Regions from separate parts of the Homo sapiens genome. Here region 2 is linked to region 1. Evidence: chromatin loops called from intact Hi-C (ENCODE). Cell type or tissue: heart right ventricle. All regions are shown on one strand. Each heading gives the region's core, and the rest is flanking DNA. Links, peaks and the distances in the headings are about the cores only.

The links. Peaks named below come from ENCODE experiments on the same cell type or tissue, not always from the same donor. Only the 100,000 strongest peaks of a DNase experiment are listed, where the experiment ranks them.
Region 2: a loop joins it to region 1, with 2.7 times the contacts of the local background. A loop is called at or near these places in 2 of 110 quality-filtered maps.

The regions. Positions count from the first base shown.
Region 1 is chr3:192,630,881-192,642,631 of GRCh38, forward strand. All of the region lies in intron 2 of FGF12 (fibroblast growth factor 12), which reads right to left. Among named protein-coding and RNA genes, the nearest start is that of FGF12, 91 kb to the right of the region's middle. In heart right ventricle, for the core only: no CTCF peak of the experiment used is centred there; a DNase peak (open chromatin) is centred at 6,232; H3K27ac peaks cover 4,934 bases.
Region 2 is chr3:192,766,630-192,778,380 of GRCh38, forward strand. No RefSeq gene overlaps it. Among named protein-coding and RNA genes, the nearest start is that of FGF12, 45 kb to the left of the region's middle. In heart right ventricle, for the core only: a CTCF peak has its summit at 6,077 (motif pointing left); a DNase peak (open chromatin) is centred at 6,074.

The sequences.
Region 1 (11,751 bases), core at 1,398-9,397:
CTATATTATGGCCTAGTCTGGTTCCAAACTTCTTCACTCTTCTTCCCCCCAACAGCTGAGGCTAAAGCTATGTTTCACATCTGCAGGCACTTCCAATTCTGGCTTTCCCCCCAAATTTTGCCTCATAACACAATTTACTAAACTGTCTCCGGTTCCATATTCTGGAGTTCAAACGTATCAAGTCCTTGCCAGCAGCTTATTCCTTATCTCTTTCTCCAGTTCCTGAGCCATTGCCACTTTTTTTGCCTTTGTTCTTATGAGAAGGATCTTTTTTTGCTAACCTGCTTCAGAGTTCAGTGTCCTCCATCTATTTGCTGGCCCGAATTTGCTTTTCACTTCCCCTTTCATAGAGAAGAGTCCTATTCCTAAACTTCAGGCTAGACACTAGGTCCTACGACTCTGATGCCAGTGTCTGGATATTTGAGACTAACTGTGTCCTCACACTCCTCTAGCATCCATCACGACATCTAGCCCAACTACTGGAACGTAATGTCACTTCATCCAGTATAGCACTCCTGGCTTCCCACAGCAACTGTTTAACTATAACTGAAAATCTTGCTAACATCATTTGTTCACCACATTGAGCCCTCATTTGCAGCCACACCTGGATAATTTTCCTAACTCCTTGTACCACACCAGTGGGCAAGTTTAGCACCTGGATGTTTTGGTCTACATAATTCCTCCACATTCTTGCTGAAAGTAAGTGGCCTTGTCTATTTAAAGTGGAGCTCTAAAAAATGGCATGCCACTTCACACACTGTGATTTAACTTCCTCTCTCCATTACTAGACATGACACATTGAAGGCAGGTGGCATACCCCATTATAGTTATCATTGTATTTCTGCATATAAGGCAGTGGAATGGAAACTGGAAGGCTAAAGACAGAGCAAATGGGTTTTGCAATATGTGATATACTATAAACCTAGAAAAATTATTTGGCCATTTAAAGCATGGTCAGGAATAGTTTGTGGGTGCTGCCTGGGGTCTTCACATGCTAGTGGGGGAAGCTCATCAATGAGTAGAGCCCTAAACTCCTGGGAGTCCAGCTCCAGCAGCAATATCTACTCCTTTTACATATTAGTAAATCACTGAACTGCTCCATTTCAGCTTCCATGTTACAAAAGAACCCAACTCATAGTTCTCTCAGGAGAGCAACGCAAACAAATTAGCCAACAGTTGCCAAATCATCTAAAAATGAACTGAGCTAAATAGCTTTACACATGCATTTTCTCCTGGAATTCCATATTACACTTACGATGTGGTACATGGAGCTCCTTCCCCCCATCTAATCCAAGGCAAATGAGAAGTGTGACTTTCCTAAGAGAGGGTGAGTAGTAATTGAAAACCAGAGCATGGAATTCAACACCCACTGAAATTTTTATTTTAACTTGATATACATATTTTACTTATTAAACCATAGCATAGCAATTTTGCTTATCTGTAGAGAAAAAGAAATGATTTTGACTAAAAAAAACCACTGCCAGAAAGTAAAAATGCATTAATCATCTCATTTTAACCACTGCACTCACTTTTTCCCCCAGTAAGTAAAGACTTACAAAATTTTGTTGACATCAAGCTTCAAATGCCAAGCAGGTAAAATGACAACTAAATATTGCTAATTCTACTGTGAGAGAGCAGGCATAATGTGCTTAATGCTTTGGTTGATGCACAGTTAATGCTCAGTAATGGTTAGATATATTTCCCAACACTAGAAAATGGAGTTTTAAATTCGCAGATATTTGTAGAGCACTTTAAATGTGATAAATGTATTCTTAATTTGATTCTGGTTCATTAATTCTTATCGAAACTCTCAGAGGTAAAAATCATCATCCCCATTTTACAATGAAGTAAATAAAGGTTTGAAGGTGTATTTGTTTCCTAGGGTCATCATAACAAAGTAGCACAAAGGGGCACCTTAAAACAACAGAAATGCATTTTCTCATGGTTATAGAAGCCAGAACTCTGAAATCAACGTGCTGCAGGGGTGGTTCCTTCTAGAAGCTCTGGGGGGGAATCTATTCCATGCCTCTCTCCTAGCTTCCGGTGGTTGCAGGCAATACTTGGTGTTCTTGGCTCATCGATGCATCAATTCAGCCTCTGCTTTCATCCCCACTTTGGCATTTTTCTCTGTGTGCCCTCTCCTTTTTGCTTTGTTTTGTTTTGTTGTGTTGTGTTTGTTTGTTGAGGCAGAGTCTCGCCCTGTTGCCCAGGCTGGAGTGCAGAGGCATGATCTCGGCTCACTGCAACTTCCACCTCCCAGGTTCAAGCAGTTCTCTTGCCTCAGCCTCCCGAGTAGCTGGGATTACAGGTGCACATGACCATGCCCAGCTAGTTTTTGTATTTTTAGTAGAGACAAGGTTTCATCATGTTGGTCAGGCTGGTTTTGAATTCCTGACCTCAAGTGATCCGCCTGCCTCTGCCTCCCAAAGTGTTGGGATTACAGGTGTGAGCCCTCGCGCCCGGCCTCTCCTCGTCTTATCAATCATTGGATTTGGGACCCCCTTTAAGCTAATATGGCTTCATCTTAATTCAGGATCCTATTTCCAAATAAGATCGCATCCTTAGGTTCTTGGCGGACATTAATTTGGGAAAACACGATTCATCACTACGGAAGAGTTAAAAGATTCCCCCAAATCACACAAGTAATAGGATGTGGAGCCAAGACCACAACAAAAGTATATTCAACCCTTATCCAATTCACTCCATTTTTCTATAACATTATGCTGCCCAAGTCAGAGAAGTTAGGATGTGCTGCTGTAGCACTGGAGTCATTCCGTATCACCCTGCAAAAGCCCCCGCTTCATTCAACTTCTTTTAATTTACAATAATCAGCACAGGATTAACTATCTGTGACAGTCCTATATGGAGGCTCAACTCCCTTCAGCCAACAGCTGAAAGTTTAGGGTTTTTGTTGCTCATGATACCCGAACTGGACACCTGGCCATCATTTTCAGTAACCTCTCTCACATCTCAACAACCCTTCATGCGCCTTTATGTTAAACCAAGGTGAATTAGACAGGTGCCTGCATCTCCTCCACCTTTTTATAACTGTATATCGTTGTTGCTTCTCCTGAAATCCCTGTCTGCTCAGGTCATATCTGCATGCTCAAAATCCATTTAGGTCTAAATTCATTCCTAAAGGCCCAGTGCAGATATAAATCTGTCTCCTCAATTACCATAGCACTACCTCTTTGCTTCAAAGGATACGAAACAAAATGTAATTTTCATCATACTTTATTCTTCCTTCCTTTTTCTTTCTTTTTTCCTTTTTTCTCTCTTTCATCTTTTTCTTCCTGTATACACATGATGCCTACACACGTAGATTCATATACACATGCGCACATACACGTACGTCCAGTCAGCCCTCATATTCATGGGTTCTACATCCATGGATTCAACCAAATGCAGATCGAAAATATCCAAAAAATAAAATTAAAATGTAATACAATAAGAATAAAATTAAATTTAAAAATAATACAGTATAACAATTATCTACATAGCATTTACATTGTATTAGAAATTAAAAGTAACTTAGACATGATTTAAATTATACAGGGAGGATGTGCATAGGTTATATGCAAATACTACACCATTTTACATAAAGGACTTGCGCATCCATGGATTTTGGTATCCACAGGATGTCCTCATGGATACTGAGGGATGACTATATATACATATATGCACACACATTCACATCCACCTAATTCCAAAAGAAGAAACCGACATCTGAGAGAGGAAGCCCCATACCTTACTATCTCTCAAGAGTGTATACTGCAGTATACTTTGTTCCAAGAAGGTGTACAATAAATCACTAATAAATGAATAAATTACTTTATATATTTAAATGACTTTATAGAAACTTAAATTACTTAAAATTAATTAGCTAAATTAATTAATTTATATATTTAAGAAGAAAATAACTGTGAGTGTTTAAAAAGAATAACTGATTTTAGGTATAAGTTCACAATAGGGATGAGAATAATTTTTTTTCTTTTTTGCAACAGAGTCTCACTCTGTTTCCCAGGCTGGAGTGCAGTGGCATGATCTCCACTCACTGCAACCTCTGCCTCCCAGGTTCAAGCGATTCTCCCGCCTCAGCCTCCTGAGTAGCTGGGATTACAGGCGCGTGCCACCACACACGGCTGATTTTTGTATTTTTACTGGAGACGGGTTTTTGCCATGTTGGCCAAGCTGGTCTCGAACTCCTGACCTCAAGTGATCCACCCACCTCGGCCTCCCAAAGTGCTGGGGTTACAGGCATGAGCCACCACGCCTGACGGAGAATAATTTTTAAAATACTATGATCTATTACTATAATCACATAATAATTGTAAGACATTCTTACAGTTTTAAAAGATAGAGCTATAACATGATTTAGAATCACTTGTCCCCCGTGTTAGTGTTTAGAATGTTTTAATTTTTTTCAAGTACCTCTTTACTCATAACTCTTCTTGCTTTAGGCCAACCTGATTGTGTTTTAAAAATCACTGAAATCCCTACATATACACATGTACATTTTGATGCTAGAATTGATACATATATATGGTATTGCATATATCACAGAGAATTACTGTTTAACTTAAGTACAACCTGGTAAAGCTTTGTTGATTTTGCTACGTCACTTTACAATACTTAATAACTTGTCATTAAACCCTGTACTATACCAGCACCTAAAAGTGCTTGACCGTAGTAAGTTTTTATAATGCTTATGACTTGGCCTGACACCGTGTATACATTAATCCAGAAACCAGAGAAAACAATCAGTTATTTGATATCACTTCAACCAATAGATGGTTTAAAATCTTGCTGTACATTTTTTTCTTTCTGTTCTTTTTTTACGTGTGGGGAGGGAGTTTATTGGAAGTAGAGGTCCATCCTTTTAGTATATGTTAGTGCTATAGAGGTGGTTTCTCTTCTGAAGTTCTATGGAGAAGTCTGGATAAGATGTAGAACTGATTCTCTTTTAATTGATGGAATCATATAATCTCATGATCAGACCTTAAAGATCGTTTGGTCATCAAGTCTTAATTGATGATGTCTGTATCAAAGTACACAATATATGTTGTCTCAAGCACCTCAAAGATAGAAATCAGGTGTCTCTCTCTTCACAAATACAACCAATTGACACTAGCTACCCGAAACACTGCACTGAGGAAGATTCTGAGACTGAGACAGGGAGCTGGAGGATAAATGGCATATGTGTTCTTCCAATAAATATTTATAGAATAGAAATCCTTGATGTACTGAGACCTTTCTGCTCAAATACAATCATGTAATGTATAGAAACTCACCTTATATGTTATATAACTAGGAAGACACTAGATCACCCTAGATTGTCAGTTCTGAATATTTGGATACTTTGATCCATAGCTACCCTGTTCTATGTGGTAGCCACTAGTCAAATGTTTGAAATTAAATAAAAGTTGAAATTTATTTCCTTGGTTTTATTTCAAGTTCCACATTTTGAGGGTTCAAATGCCACATGTGGCCACTATATTAGACAGCCCAGACAGAGGACATTTCCATCGCTGCAGAAAGTTCTCTGAACAAATTTCAACAACCACTATAAACTACCACCATTTCATCATGTTGAAATCTGCACAAGTCAATTCTTAACAAATAGTTTCATAAATCTCTTCCAAGGTGTCATGCTACATCTTTACTTCTTTTCTCCTTCATGAGTCAAGGATATGACAGTGTCTAGTCCCCTGAAAATGGGTGTGGGTACATGTGTATGTATCAGAATTGGTGCAGAGTTTGAGGAAGAGTCATAGCTATTGGCTACTCTGCCTGCTGAATCCTTCTGTGCCATGAGGTAACCTAGCCATACTGGTCAGCAGAGGTGACTTCAGGGGACTTCTCCCTGATGACTCAGGCACTCAGGAGAGCAACAGCGATGTTATCAGAGAGGACAATTCCAAAATGCTATATGTGTATCATACTAAATTAAAAGCAGAAATGGAAACAAGGATACAGTCAGTGTGGCCAGGGTACTAAGAAAGGCCATGAGAGGAGAAGGGCAATGGCAATGAAGAGAGTGTTAACTACTGATTAGGGAGGTGGGAGAAGGGAGGTGATAGGAAGCCAAAGAGCTATGGGCCTGCACAGAATTACCTGACAATCCACCTTAGCCTGATTATCATAGGCTGTCAGCTCAGCCAAGTGAGGGATGACTGAGAACACAGCTGATAAATAGATGTTTCCTTTATTCTTCCTTTTATAGCGTCTCTCCCTCGCTCCTATTTCTTTGGATAAGGCAATGGAAATCTTGCGGAATGCTGACAATGCTTTTGGCTGGTTTTATAATGACACTTCAGTGATGCCAAGCTTCTATGGCCCTCTTCTCAGGACGCCCAGAATAGCCATGTTCTGCACCTCTCCTCTGGCCACCGACGTGCAGGCCGCCTGGCATTTCTTTCAGTGCTTTCACTCATATTTCCTTTCAGCTTAAATTATGACCATAAGCTCTAGGAGGACAAAATTTGTATCATATTTGTGGCCCCTGACAGTTATTAGCATGGTGCCCCAAACATCTATAGGCAATATGGCATTGACATTGCATTCAGGCACTAAAGTACATTTGCCTGGGTTCAAATTTCACCTCTGCCACTTACCAAATGTGCCTTTCAGAAGGTAGACCTCTCTGCATTCAGCTTCATTTTCCTTCTCTGTTAAATGGACCATAGGCTCTGTGCTAAGAGCTGTATTTTTAGGAAGTCTTGTCAAAGTTTGTGGTGTTTAGCTTCTTTTGAGAGTAAAGATTATAGGACGCCAGAACTGGAAGGGATCTTTTGAGTCACAGAATAGAATTCTTTTCCTAAGTAATAAAAATCTTCAGATAAAAGTGTAAAAGGAAACAATATATATAAGAAAAAATAATAAATGAGGGTTCTTGGGCATATAAGTCTTTAATATTTGTTGGAAAGTACTTAACTGTTGGTAGAAATTTTGAAGCATCTGTTCTAAGCCTTAAATTCCAAAAAGCACAATTTGAAAATCAAGTATAATCGTCCAATTTAGCAAGAAACCTGAAATGCAGAAAGAAAAGAAACTTGCTAAGAAGGGGAAAAGCTGAGTCTCTAAAGAGGTGGCTTGCCTCCAGGCCAGTGTTCTTTCTATTCATATTATAACATGCTGGCTGGCTTTCACATTATTGCAAGTGAGCCTTAAATGGCATGACATCTAAAAATGGTAAGCCTTGCCAAAGCTATGTGTGTGTGTGTTTGTGTGTGTCTATATATGTGTGTGTATATATGTACATATATAAATAATAGCAGAGTAACTTAGGGCCTGTCTCAAGTGACTCTTATCTAAACTATAATGCTGACCAACATAAAAGGTCAATTACAACTATTAGTGAATTATTGAATACAACTTATTGTTCTTCCTTCCATTAGACATAGCCTTAGTGACAAAAAAATTATAAACAAGGATTAAGTTACTAAATCACTTGGTCTTAGTTGGAAAAAGATTCTTTCTTTTGATTCTTTTTATAGCAATGATGATGTTACTTAAATACTACTCAATTGTGTAAAGCTTTAAGAGAAGGAGGCAGTATCTGTGTACCTAATGACTCTGCGGGGAAGAGGGAAAGATTTCATTAAAATGTTACCTGTAGCTTCATGCACTCTGCAAACAAAGTCAAATGCCAGCTTGTTTCAAAATTACTGCCATTATATCCTAACAGTAAAGCACTCACTGGCAAATACTAGAGGAAATAATAAACAATGATAGCTCTTAGCAATTGAATAATACATTTTATCCACGGATTTGAAAGTTCTTTAGAAGCATTAACTAATTAAGTTTCACCACATGCCCACAAGGTAGGTATTAGTTCTCTGTTTTATAGATGTGCTCATTTAGCATGAGTTACAGCCCACATTTGTGGGAGTATTGGATGGGAAAAATCCCACGGATCAGATTCACTAGGCTGTGCAGTAATAACATGGCAGTGTCCCAAATGATTCCCAGGAGGCATTGAAGAATTAATGCACATCCAAAACACCTAATTTAATAGAAACTTCCGAACCAAGGCAAACTGAACCCTAAAAGATGTAGAAATTCACTTCTGGCTTTCCCTGCATTTAATGCTTTTGCACTACAAAGGAAACAATCAGCAAAATAAAATGGAAACCTATGAATTGGGAAAAAAATATTTGCAAACCATACATCTGATAAGGGATCAGTATCCAAGATTTATAAAGAACTCATACCATTCAATAGTAGAAAAACAAATAACCTGATTTTAAAACGGGCAGAGGACTTGAATAGACATTTCTCCAAAGAAGACAGAAAAATGACCAATAGGTATATAAAAAGGTGCTCAGCGTCATTAATAATCCGGGAAATGTAACTCAAAACCACAATGAGATATCACCTCACACCTATGAGGATGGCTATTACCAAAGAGTTAAGAGATAGCAAACGTTGACAAGGATGTGAAGAAAAGAGAAGCCTTTTACACTATTGGTGGAAATGTGGATTAACGTAACCATTATCGAAAGCAGTATGGAGATTTCCAAATAAATTCAAAATAGAATTACCACAAGACCCAGCAATCCCTCCTCTGGGCATACGCCCCCAAAAATGAACTCACCACCTTGTAAACATATCTGAACTCCACATTCATTGTAACGTTATTCACAATAGCCAAGATATGGAAACAATGTAAGTGTCCATCATCAACAAATAGATAAGGAAACGGTGGTATACACAGTCTGCCCTCCATGAGTTCCACATCTGTGGATTCAACTAACCACAGATGGGAAACATTTGAGACAAAAACTGCATCTGTACTGAACATGTACAGGCTTTTTTCTCATCATTATTCCCTATATAATGCAGAAAAACAACTTTTATAAAATTTACATTGTATTAGATATTACAAGTAATGTAGATCTTATGTCAGAGAATTGAACATCTGTGGATTTGGTATTCTTGGGAGGTCCTGAAACCAAACCCCTATAGACACTAAGGTAGGACTGTATATACAATGAAGTGTTATTCAGCCTTAGAAAAGAAAAAGATCCTGCCATTTGCCACAAAATGGATAAACCTGGAGGCCAGTAAGTGAAATAGGCCAAACACAGAAAGAAAAATATTGCCTAATCTCACTTATATGTAGAATTAAAAAAAAAAAGTGAAATATACAGAGATGAGAATAAAACAGAGGTTACCAGGGGCACGGGATGGGAATGGGGGAAGGAAATGGGGGATGTAGGTCATAGGTTGTGAGGTAGCAGATCTGGAGGATGTGGTACAACATGAGGACTACAGCTAATAAATGTGTGCTGTATTTGCTGAATGGGCAGATTTTAGCTGCTCTTGACATTAACAAACAAAAAACCATGGGCAACGATGTGCAATGATGGATATGTAAATCTGATTTGCTCTAGGAACCATGTTACTATCTATATGTATCCATAACATCATGTTGTATATATCAAATATGGACAATAAATTATATTTTAAATTTAAAGAAATAAAAATAAAAGAGTGAAATAAAATAAAATAGAAGCCAAAAGCTTGCCGGGAGAATGTTTTTCACAGGCTAATTTTATATATCACATATAAGTAAAGATGAACTCCAACAGAGGTAGGTTATTCAGAGCCATTAAATCACAAAATATTAGCAAAAGAAAGCTGCTAAGAGGTCATAGAATGGTACCTCCGTTATTTTATAGGAGGAAAAGTGAGGTTCAGAGGATAACATGGCCTGCCAGTGTCCACACAGTCAGCCCAATCTTACATAAAATGTGTTAAAAACTTGAGTAAATAAATAAAAATTTTGGTTGGTAAAAGTTCATTTTTCTATATACAATTTGCTCTAAATTAGTGTTTGGCAAATTGTGACCCATGGGCCAATTTTGGACTGTAGCCCATTTTTGTATAGGCTGAGAGTTAAAACCCCTTTTTTTTGTTTGTTTGTTTGTTTGTTTGTTTGTTTGTGTGAGACAGGGTCTTACTCTGTTGCCCAGGTTGGAGTGCAGTGTCCCGATCATGGCTCACTGCCCCCTCAATCTCCTGGCCTTCAGAGATCCTCATACCTCAGCCTCCCAAATAGCTGGGACCACAGGTACATGCCACCATGCCCAGCTAGTTTGTTTTATTTTTTTGTAGAGACAGAGGCTGTGTTGCCCAGGATGGTCTCAATGATCCACCTGCCTCAGCCTCCCAAAATACTGGGACTACAGTTGTGAGCCATAGTGCCTGGCCTTTCACTTTTTTTTTTTTTTTTTTTTTTGAGACGGAGTCTCACTCTGTCGCCCAGGCTGGAGTGCAGTGGCGGGATCTCGGCTCACTGCAAGCTCCGCCTCCCGGGTTCACGCCATTCTCCTGCCTCAGCCTCCCAAGTAGCTGGGACTACAGGCACCTGCCACTACGCCCGCCTAATTTTTTGTATTTTTAGTAGAGACGGGGTTTCACCGTTTTAGCCGGGATGGTCTCGATCTCCTGACCTCGTGATCCGCCCGCCTCGGCCTCCCAAAGTGCTGGGATTACAGGCGTGAGCCACCGCGCCCGGCCTTTTTTTTTTTTTTTTTGAGACAGAGTTTCACTCTTGTTGCACAGGCTGGAGTGCAATGGTGCAATCTCGGCTCATCACAACCTCTGTCTCCCGGGTTCCAGCGATTCTCCTGCCTCAGCCTCCTGAGTAGCTGGGATTACAGGCATGCACCACCATGCCCAACTAATTTTTTGTATTTTTAGTAGAGACGGGGTTTCTCCACGTTGGTCAGGCTGGTCTTGAACTCCCGACCTCAGGTGATCCACCCTCCTTGGCCTCCCAAAATGCTGGGATTACAGGCGTGAGCCACAGTGCCTGGCCGGCCTTTCACATTTTTATATGGTTGAAAAGAAAACGTTTTTGATTAATGAAAATTATATAAAATTCAAATTTCCATGCTCCTAAATAAAAAGTGTTATTGAAACACAGCTATGACCATTTGTTTGCTGACTGTCTACAGCAGCCTTCATGCTACAATGACAGTGAGTAGTGGCAACAGAGACCACAGCATTCAAAAGCCTGAAATATTTCTATCTGATTCTTCACAGAAAACATTTGCTCACCCCTTCTCTAAATGACGTCTGTGAAGAGATGTTTAATATGTTGATGTGTGTCTGCAAACAGCGTATCTTTTGTTTATAAATTAGACATACCCAGAACTTGATTTATATCCTTCTGTGTTTTGGTTATACATCCATGGGCTTATCAAACTGTTTCATCAAGGATACCAAATGTCTGAGAATTTTTCCTAATTTCTCAATAGTCGACACCTCCTTTTCAAACCATATTTACGTCAGTCTTTACTGTCTGTCTCAAACACTTTCACATCCATTATTCCATTAATCTCTCACATGAGGAGCCCATGGAAATAATTACTATTGCTGCATTACAGAGAGGGAAACCAGGCTCCGAGAATTCGAAACACTTTCCTAAGAGCACTGTTCAGTCAGCAAGAGATTCCTGCCCTGACCCCAGAACCCAAGTGCTCCTAAGAGAACAGCACTCCACTTGAAAGATACAAGATAATCACAGCTGAGATTAGAGAAGCCAAAACATAATAAAGGATAATATTATAAAAACAATGACAGTCCTTTCCTGTGCATGGTTATCTCTGGAAACATAATCAGGAATAACTTTTGTCTCTGGCCAAAGAAGAAGTTAGGAAAGACTTACTATTCTTTTGTTTAAAATTTATACCATGCACATATATTACTTATTCAACAAATAAGGTTTTCAAAAGTTGCCAA
Region 2 (11,751 bases), core at 1,899-9,898, 140 kb after region 1:
GCACACGTATGTTTATTGCGGCACTATTCACAATAGCAAAGACTTGGAACCAACCCAAATGTCCAACAATGATGGACTGGATTAAGAAAATGTGGCACATATACACCATGGAATACTATGCAGCCATAAAAAAGGATGAGTTCATGTCCTTTGTAGGGACATGGATGAAGCTGGAAACCATCATTCTCAGCAAACTATCGCAAGGACAAAAAACCAAACACCACATGTTCTCACTCAGAGGTGGGAATTGAACAATGAGAACACATGGACACAGGAAGGGGAACATCACACACCAGGGACGGTTGTGGGGTGGGGGGAGGGGGGAAGGATAGCATTGGGAGATATACCTAATGCTAAATGACGAGTTGATGGGTGCAGCACACCAACATGGCACATGTATACATATGTAACAAACCTGCACATTGTGCACATGTACCCTAAAACTTAAATAATAATAAAAAAGATATTTTATGTGACTTTTTATCATAAAAAGAGAGAGCATTATGTTGCTGAATTTTCAATAATACATTGAGATAACTTAGATTTCTTAGTATCAGCTGTAAAAAATTAATATTTGATCTTGTGTTTTACTTAGAGACATTTCTTTTACTTGTAAAATGACTGTTTACTGAGAAGAGCATTTTATATGTGTTCTCATTTTAATAGAAACTACAGTGTTGATACTGGTTGAGTTAATTAAAGCAAAATTGGTGAGGTCATAGCAGGTTAATTATCACAGTTTCTAAGCATGTACAACGTCCCATGGTGAACAGTTTATAACTTTAGATAGTTTTCTATAAAAAATATTTTTCTCAAATGCATGTAATTATAATAAATATAATTTCAAGGATATAAGCCAACAACTATTGGAACTGCTATTGAAATAAAAATTGTAACATGATAGGAAAGTATATCTCCCCTTTTGGTTAACTAATTGAGATACAAACTCCATTTCCTTAATAATTAGATGCAAGTAAGTACAGATTTACTTACATTTTGTGGTAAATGAAGATATGCAAACATTTATTAACCTTTTCCTTTGTCAATTTAAAAATAAGCTAGTAATTACTCTACCTGCTATTCTCAAAAGCACTTGTGTCAACAGCTTATCAGGCTCTCAAGGCTCCTGCTTTAAAAAACAAAACAAAACAATACAAAATACCTTATAGCCTCAGACTTCAATTTTCATTTTAATCAGGGCTAAATCAAAGATAGTTTAAGGTTTATAATAATTTATTTCTACAGAACTATACAATGACAGAAATTTTAGAGAAAATCTAGCTAGCCCACATCCCTTAATTTTATAGACAAGAAAAGCAATGCTGAAAAAAATCCACCAAAAATAACTGAGCAAATTAGCACCAGAGTTAGACTTGAAAACTCAGGACTTTCCTGATTTCCAGACCTCTGACTACTGATTTGCCCAAGCTTCTTTTAAAGTCATGTTTCCAACTAGGCAAAATAGAGCTGAGGGGAATAGGCACCTATTATTTTCATCAGAATATGTGGAACTCATTGGTTGCTAGATTTTTTTTAAACAACATATAAGTGCTGTTCTCAAAGAGAATGTAACCTAACAGTGGAATCCAGGTAAATGCATATAAAAGATAAAATGCAGTAAAGTAGCAGAAGAAAACAGTGGTGCACTTATCTAAAATAAATATAATCCTAAGAATTATATTTATATAAGCTTCACCAATTTGTAACCCTTCTCAAAAATGAAAGACTGTTTTTTCTTTTTCTTTCTTTTTTTTTTTTTTTTTTGAGATGGAGTTTCACTCTTGTTGCCCAGGCTGGAGTGCAATGGCGCGATCTCGGCTCACTGCAACCTCTGCCCCCGGGGTTCAAGCGATTCTCCTGCCTCAGCCTCCCGAGTAGCTGGGATTACAGGCGCTGGCCACCACACCCAGGTAATTTTTTGTATTTTTAGTAGAGACGGGGGTTTCACCATGTTGGCCAGGCTGGTCTCGAACTCTGACCTCAGGTGATCCACCTGCCTTGGCCTCCCAAAGTGCTGGGATCACAGGCGTGAGCCACCGCGCCCGGCTGAAAGAGTGTTTTAATAAATACAACACACAGAAAAGGATAGATATATCTGATGCAATATAGAAGGAAACAGATGTGAGATGTTAGTGGTTCTGAGGACAAGCTAGAGAAAGCACTCACCATCATTTGGGAAATGTTTTTATGGTCCTATAGTGAGGGACTGTGTGGAAGAAACAACGTGACAGTGTGACATGTTTAGCATGTCTTTGATGTGTAATTTGAACTGCATTTATAAAAATCACTTAAAAATTATTTCATTTTAACTGTAGCAGGAGGTAAAATTTTTAATGTTCTTACTTTTCAGGGCTTGGTCTTTTTTTTCCTATGGTAAGTAACAATACTAAGTCAGATTCTGATATTTTCAACCCTTGTTGCTTTCCTGTGTCATAATTAGCACCATGGTTTGTACAGATCTTCAATTGCCTGACTTTCATATGCATGGGGCTTAGGAGAGTGGTATACATTCCCATCAAGAGTTATATCAGGCCTGAGTGATGTCTGGATATCAGCAAAGACATTATTCTTAAAACTAGGAAGAAAAGCAAAAAGAAAAAAAAAGAGGAAAATTCCATATATGTAGATGCATCTAGGCAATAAAGATTTTCATCTTCATTTAACATCAAGTTCTTTGTAATGAATGGGGGATTATAACTCTTGATTGTTTGTCTGCATAATTTATCCCACTTTAATATCAAACTTTAATATTTCTAATATGTCTTAGCAATAATTGTTACCACAATCGATAATTAAACTACTGTTCTGGAAGCCAGTGCAAAAAGGAAATTCAACAGGTTGCTGAGTTCACAGTGGGTGATAAAAGAAATTCATGTCAGATCACACTAAGTCCACCAAGACAGTGAGACATTCAAAACGGTTCCTATCACATGCAATTTGGATATTTAAATAAACAATATCTATAACACTAAAAATGCAGCAGATTTATAATCTTTTCATAAGCCAAATGTTAAAGAAGTAAATCATAAGACCTGAAGGCAGCTCTATAGGAAGCCAAAAAAAAAAAAGTCAAGGCAAGTGTCCTAACTTGTCTCAAAAACTTAGAACATGTTCTTTTTTTTAAGGCAAGTGTCCTAACTTGTCTCAAAAACTTAGAACATGTTCTTTTTTTTAGGCTGGGGTGCAGTGGTGAATGTGCACATCATGGTACTTTACAGTAAGCAATAATATTTGCATGACAGAAAATAGAAGGTTATTTTGGACACTCCATAAATCCTCTGGTGAAAAAAGTTTGCTTTTCTTTTTAATATATAATTATAAGTAAAATAAAACATTAGGAAAAATATTAAATATTAGACATGATAGAATTTCTAAATAAAATATTTTCAAAAATTTGTGGCTGGGCATGGTGGCTCATGCCTGTAATCCCAGCACTTTGGGAGGCACAGCTGGGAGGATCACTTGAGGCCAGGGGTTTGACACTAGCCTGGGCAACATCGTGAGATCCCATTTCTGCAAAATAAAAAAAATTATAAAAAAATTGATAAGAAAGTTAAAGTTTTGTCAATGAGCATAAAATTTTTAATTCAGATTTTATGATTCACATAAAATTCCTGACAAGACTTTCTAATGATGAGCTCTCGAAATTCCTGATAGTCATCACTGATGAGAAACCATTCCCAAAAGTAGGTGATAAAGCCACATTTTTATAATCATCTAAATATTTAAAATACAGATGCCCCTCGACTTATAATGGGGCTACATCCTGATAAACGCATCATAGGTCAAAAATAACAAAAATGCACTTAGTACCCCTATACAGCTATCATGAAGTTGAAGAATCATGTTGAAACATTGTAAGTCAGGGACTATTTGTAGTTCAAATTACATTTAAAGAATCTAACAACTTTTCCTAACTTTCATTAACAAATGAAATAGTACATTTTCCTAAGATTTGTAAGTGGGTTTGAATGCAAAACATTTTTTATATTAAGTATTTCAAAACGGTGATAATACCTTAACTTGCATTGTCTGAACATATTCTGCAAATGGTACTTGCATTGTTATAGCAGTCACACTGGAGGTAGCTCAGACTCCAGTAAAAGGGTAAATCAGTCACAAAAAAGTATCAGATATTAGGGCTGATGGGTTTGAGAACTCTACCACAAGAGCCCCACAGTCAGCCTCCTACAAACCCTAACTGGCTGCACTTTGGATATTCTGCCATGCCTTTTGATCAATTGGAATATGAATGTCTTCACCATTGCATACCTCTTGTCTAAAATTGGCAGAAGCACTCAGCAATTGGCAGCTGAGGGAGAAATCCAGGTGGAGGAACATCTCCTTGAACAAGACCTCAGAGCTGCCAAAGCAGAGAATGGGAGTTTTCATTCTTCAAAATTTGTGGGTACCATGGAACATACCCTCAGATTCTTCTCTAATCATGCTGCCTTCTAAGGAGTCTCAGACGAGACTATTTATGACCTGAGGTAAGTGGCTTAGGAGCCCTATTTGAAGGAGAGCCTGCTTGCCACTCCAAGCACAGAATTGTTCAGTTTCTCAAAGTACAAGCATTAGACTGTACAATAGCACATTGGTTGGAAAACTTTGCTTTAGGGAATACAGTGACTTGTCAGCACATCTCTATAACTTTCTTTCACAAGTATCATTGGTCTCAAATTTGTTTAGGCAAGAGCCAGAGCAGCAAACTCAGGGATAATAATCCTCATAAACGCCTTTGGTTTCATATAGTCCAATCAATTGGTTAACGGGTTCATCTAATTATTATTGACTATCTATTCTGTGCCAGACACTAATGTTAGTCTAAAAATGTTTCAAGTTGAATTGGGAAGAGGTTCTGGGGTCCTTTCCTTAGGCACTGGAAGTCTGGGGTCCTAACTCAAGAATAAAACAATGTTACTACCCCTGCCCCACATCACATCAAATATTAGACAAGCTAATCAGTGATAAACTGCACTAATTTTTTCATAGCATATGTGCTACCGCTCCCCTAATTGATTTGTAAGGTTTATGCTTTTCTGGGTATTTTTTGATTCATTGAGGCTGAGTGAAGGGAAAGGATCAAGGTGCCAAGATGCCTAAAAATTCTGGATCCTTTAGAATTTAAGTCCAGAGGGTCTGGAGATGCCTAGAGCTCACGAAGAGGACCCAAGGAGAACGATGAGCAAAGGTTAAATGATACGTTGACATTTTTTATCTTTCCGGTAAAGTCCCTTCTCCCTATCCCATGTCCTTATCTTGCGATGTTGTAGCGGAGTAAGGGCTCATATTTCATATCTCCCTTGGGGATTTCTGGTTTTAACCAAACAATAAAACTTCTCAATTTTCTGCAAAACAAAATATTCTTCATTCTCTTAAGGAAGAACCCCAAAGAGCCGTGGAAATAAGGAGTATTGATGAAGAGGGCTTATGGACTTTGTCCTCAGAGTATATTAAAAGAGATATTTTCTTAGAGGGGAGAGGCACAGTTGGCAAAGTTGACTGCCTTGTCTTCCCCACTTCCACACAGGGACGTTATGTTACAGCTCAGCTGAACAGCTCACCATTCCCAAGGCGTGCAGTATATACCCTAATGTCTCCCTGTTCTTTCTCTGGCAAGTCATTCTCTAAGACCTGCCATGAATGTCATCCACATATGAAGTCCTCCCCATTGCCACCTCCACCATCTGTCACCTCCCCACTCCTACAGTCCCTGTTTTGGAATTCCCACAGCACCTGTTGCTTATCTTCATTGCACTTAGTTCATGGCACTTGTTTATATGTCTCAATATTACACTGGGCAGAGACCTCATTACAACACTCAAGGATCTGTCCCAAATTAAGGACTGAGGAAACATTTGATGAGAAAGCAAATATTACTTTCTCTTTGTATTTAACTTTCAGCTCACATCTGCCTCCAGAACATAGCTGTATACATTTTTATCTTTTCTTGATCCTAACACTTCCACTCTTGTCTTCTGGTCTTCCTCTCAGTCTGGAGCTTCCCTCAATTCCAGGACTTCTCTGACTCCTCAGTAACTGCCAAGTAGACAGCAACTGCTGCTCTGCTGCCCCCAAGAGGACCGTGGCCAACACAGACATTGTGCGGTTGGTGATATCATAAACCTCACCAGAGAAGCATTCAGGCAGTAATACATGAACCTAGGAGAACAGAATGATGTTTGTCTCTGGGAACAGTTGTAGGCGATGGATATAATAGTAGGTTAAGGATATAATAGACGGTTAAGGGTTGAAACCGTCTCTGCTCATGGATTTAATCTCTAAGCCTCTCAGACTCTGTAGAAGGTATTGAAATAAATTAACATCCATTTGGGCTTCCTTACTATCTGGACATTTCCCTTCTGGTTAGTCTTCAACATTTTCAAATAATTTCTCCAAATGCTTGATCAAGAAGCATAAATGAGAAAACACTAGATTAGTCTTTCAGTCTTCCTAAGACATTTATTTCTTTTTCTTTTCCTGTTAGCCTAGGAAAGCACAATGAATTTATATAGAAGAATTTTAATTGTTTATCCTTTCTAAAAATGTTCTCCACCAGACAATGCCTATAAAGTGCTCTCAAAGTCTCTAATGAAAGGAACTACTGTACAATGCAAAAGATTTTCTATATTACTATTATAGGGACTAGGTGCTTTAAATAAATATCTTTTAATAACTGTTACAGAAGGAACAAAAACCAAGGAATAGAATAGAGAGTAGAAACATTTATATGTCACCAGAAATTCACAATAAAAACTACAGAGAAATACATAGCATAAGTTTTTATAATATTTGAAATTCCATACCTGGGAAAAGGTTTACTCCTAAATTTGATATCTAAATTTTGAACAAGTGGCAGTCACTGAAGAAAACATATGTAGAAGAAGAACATATTCTGAAATCATAGGTAAAATCCAAGATTATGTTATGTTCTACTACAATAAGAATATTAGAAAATCAGAACTCATATTACCTCTTGTCCCCAAAGGATACCATTTTTAATAAAACTACATTTTACTGAACTGACATCAGAGATCATGCTTGAAATAAGAAATAATAATAATATTATTCTGAACATCTGAACACTTCACACATCTCCTTCATTGAAACATTGTCATATCTTGGAGAGGAAAATCCACGAAATTTTAAAATGAAAAGAGTTTGTCTGGCCACATTAATACAAGCTACTGTAGGAATAAAATAGGAAGTAAGAATCAAAATATTTAGCCAATGAAAAGGATCTACCAAAATAGCAATCACAAAGTCAAAGAAACTGTAACAAAACACTCCAGTGTGAATTCAAAATAATCAAACAAGAATTTGGAGGTATGAGAAAGTATTTCAAATTAGGAATTTTAAAACACAGAAGAGAAATATGCAAAGAAACAGGATAATTGTGAAACAAAAATGAAATGAGCCTAGAAAATACTGGAAAAGACAAAATCATTTCATAATAAACAGTATATTAGAAAGAGCCCAAAGGAAAAGATTTAGCTAAAAACATGATAAGAATATGGCAACTGGACAATTAGTGATACGGTTTGGCTGCGTCTCCACCCAAATCTCAACTTGAATTGTATCTCCCAGAATTCCCACATGTTGTTGGAAGGACCAAGGGGAAGGTAATTGAATCTTGGGGGCTGGTTTTTCCTGTGCTATTTTCGTGACAGTGAATAAGTCTCATGAGATCAGATGGTTTATTATGGGTTTCCGCTTTTGCTTCCTGCTCATTTTCTCTTGCTGCTGTCATGTAAGAAGTGCCTTTCACCTGCCACCATGATTCTGAGGCCTCCACAGCCATGTGGAACTGTAAGTCCAATTAAACCTCTTTTTCTTTCCAGTCTTGGGTATGTCTTTATCAGGAGTGTGAAAATGGACCAAATACAGTAAATTGGTACCAGAAGTGGGGTGTTGCTGAAAATATACCCGAAAATGTGAAAGCAACTTTGGAACTGGGTAACGGGCCAACATTGGAACAGTTTGGAGGGCTCAGAAGAAGACAGGAAAATGTGGGAACGTTTGGAACCTCCTAGAGACTTATTGAATGGCTTTAACAAAAATGCTGATAGTGATATGAACAATAAGGTCCAGGCTGAGGTGGTCTCAGATGGAGATGAGGAACTTGTTGGGAACTGGAGCAGAGGTGACTCTTGTTATCTTTTAGCAAAGAGACTGGGAGCATTTTGCCCCTGCCCTAGAGATTTGTGGAACTTTGAACTTGAGAGAGATTATTTAGGATATCTGGTGGAAGAAATTTCTAAGCAGCAAATCATTCAAAAGGTGACTTAGGTGCTGTAAAGCATTCAGTTTTAAAAGGAAAACAGAGCAAAAAAGAAAAACCTATTTCTTGAGGAGAAATTCAAGATGGCTGCAGAAATTTCATAAGTAGCAAAGAGCCTAATGTTAATCCCCAAGACCATGGGGAAAATGTCTCCAGGCCATGTCAGAGACCTTCATGGCAGCCCCTTCCATCACACGCCTGGAGGCCCAGTAGGAAAAAGTGGTTTTGTGGGCTGGGCCCAGGGTCCCCGTCTTGTGTGCAATCTAGGGACTTGGTGCCCTGTGTCCCAGCTGCTTTAGCCATGGCTGAAAGGGGTCAATGTGGAGCTTGGGCTGTGGCTTCAGTTGGTGGAAGCCCCAAGCCTTGGCAACTTCCATGTTGCATTGAGCCTGCAGGTGCACAGAAGTCAAAAATTGAGGTTTGGGAACGTCCACCTAGACTTCAGAAGATGCATGGAAATGCCTGGATGCCCAGGCAAAAGTTTACTGCAGGAGCAGGGCCCTCATGGAGAACTTCTGCTAGGGCAATGTGGAAGGGAAATGTGGGGTTGGAGCCCCCACACAGAGTCCCTACTTGGGCACTGCCTAGTGGAGGTGTGAGAAGAAAGCCTTTACCCTCCAACTCCCAGAACGGTAGACCCACTGACAGCTTGCACCATGCACCTGGAAAAGCTGCAGACACTCAACACTAGCTCATGAAAATAGCCAGGAGCCACAGGGGTGGAGCTGCCAAAGACCATGGGAATGCACCTTTTGCATCAGCGTAACCTGGATGTGAGACCTGGAGTCAGAGGAGATCATTTTGGAGCTTTAACATTTGACTGCCCTGCTGGATTTTGGACTTCCATGGGCCCTGTAACCCCTTTGTTTTGGCAAATTTCTCCCATTTGGAATGGTTGTGTTTACCCAATACCTGTACCCCCATTGCATCTAGGAAGTAATTAGCTTGCTTTTGGTTTTATAGGCTCATAGGCAGGAGGGACTTGCCTTGTCTCAGATGACACTTTGGACTGTGGACTTTTGGGTTAATGCTGAAATGAGTTAAGACTTTGGGGGACTGTTGGGAAGGCGTGATTGGTTTTGAAATGTGAGGATATGATATTTGGAGGGGCCAGGAACAGAATGATATGGTTTGGCTGTGTCCCTACCCAAATCTCAACTTGAATTATGTCTCCCAGAATTCTCACATGTTGGGGGAGGGACCCAGGGGGAGGTAATTGAATCATGGGGGCCAGTTTTTCCTGTACTATTCTCATGATAGTGAATAAGTCTCATGAGATCTGATGGGTTTATCATGGGTTTCCACTTTTGCTTCATCCTTATTTTCTCTTGCCACTACCATGTAAGAAGTGCCTTTCATCTCCCACCATGATTCTGAGACCTCTCCAGCCATGTGGAACTGTAAGTCCAATTAAATATCTTTTTCTTCCCTGTCTCAAGTATGTCTTCATCAGCAGCATCAAAATGGACTAACACAATTAGATTTTTTTAAAAACATGAAAAAATTAGCTGGGCATATTGGCTCATGCCTGTAATCCCAGCTACTTGGGAGGCTGAGGCAGGAGAATCACTTGAACCCAGGTTGCAATGAGCTGAGATCACACCATGCACTCTAGCCTGGGTGACAGAGTGAGACTCCATCTCAAAAAGAAAATTTTATATATATATATATACATATATATATACACACATATATATGTATTTATATATGTATGTATATATGTATATATATGTATATATGTATATATATGTATATATATATGAACAGTATCATTAAAAAGTCTAATATCTTTTAAGTCTAATAAAATTTGTGCAACATTTCTAACTTAAAACTATAAAATATATCTGAAAGAAATTAAAGACGACCTTATAAATGAAGAACTAGACTATGTTCATAGATTGGAAGATAAAATTTCCCAATTGTAATTGGAAGATTGCATCTTTTGATTGCATCTTTTCTACAAATTATTAAATGTTCCACTCCCCAAGTTAATCTATAGATTTAACACCATCACAATCAGTGCTGGCATGCTTTGTGTATCTGTGAATATTGATAAAAACTGATTCTGAAATTTATATGAACACACACACAAAACCTACAATAGCCAAGACTGTCTTGAGAAAGGACTTACACCCCTAGAGTTCAGGACTTTAAAGACACAGTAATTAAAAGTGTGGCATTGACATAAGCAGAGAGACATTAAACATAAAACACAATAAAGTGTTCATGAGTGTGTGTGTTTGTGTGTATGTTTGTGTGTGGTCATTTAGTTTTTAACAAAGGTACCTCAGCAATTCAGAGAGGATAAGATGATCTTTTAATAAATTGTACTAGGTCAATTGGACATCCATATAGAAAAGAAAAACAACCTTAATCCCAAACCTCACATCATACAAAAATTTAATTTAAGGTAGATTATAATAAAAATTTAACTTAAGATAGATTATAAATCTAAATAGTAAAAGGTAAAACAATAAAGCTTTTAGAAAAAACAAACGAGAATAATTTCAAGACATATTTGTCAGGTAAAGAAATTTTAACAGAACACAAGTAACAATTATCATAAAAGACGAGAGAACTTGTGGCCTTTTTTTTTTTTTTTTGAGATGGAGTCTCGCTCTGTCGCCCAGGCTGGAGTGCAGTGGCACGATCTCGGCTTACTGCAAGCTCCACCTCCCGAATGCACGCCATTCTCCTACCCCCATTGTATCTAGGAAGTAACTAGCTTGCTTTTGATCTAGGAAGTAACTAGCTTGCCTCCTGAGTAGCTGGGACTACAGGCACCTGCCACCACACCTGGCTAACTTTTTGTGTTTTTAGAAGAGATGGGGTTTCACTGTGTTAGCCAGGATGGTCTTGATCTCCTGACCTCATGATCCGCCGCCTTGGCCTCCCAAAGTGCTGAGATTACAGGCATGAGCCACTGTGTCTGGCCGAGAACTTATGGACTTTAAAAGCTTCTGTTCATCAAATACATCATTAAGAGGATAGAAAGAATAGGCAGAGAAAGATGTTTAAAATACATTTTAGATAAAGGACTTGTTTCCGAAATATATAGAGAACAATTACATATTAATAAAGAAAGACAAAATAACACAATTTCAAAAATGGGCAATAACTTGAACAGGCAATTTACCAACAAAGATATAAAAATATCCAGTAAGTGTAAGACAATCTATTAAACACCATTGGTTATTAGAAAATGCAAATTAAGACCGGGTGTGGTGGCTCACGCCTGTAATCCAAGCATTTTGGGAGGCCAAGGCAGGTGGATCATGAGGTCAAGACATAGAGACCATTCTGGCCAACATGCTGAAATCCCATCTCTACTAAAAATACAAAAATGAGCTGGGCGTGGTGGTGTGCACCATGTAGTAGCAGTCTCAGGACTGAGTAGTCCCAGCTACTCAGGAGGCTGAGGCAGGAGAATCGCTTGAACCCAGTAGGTGGAGATTGCAGTGAGCTGAGAT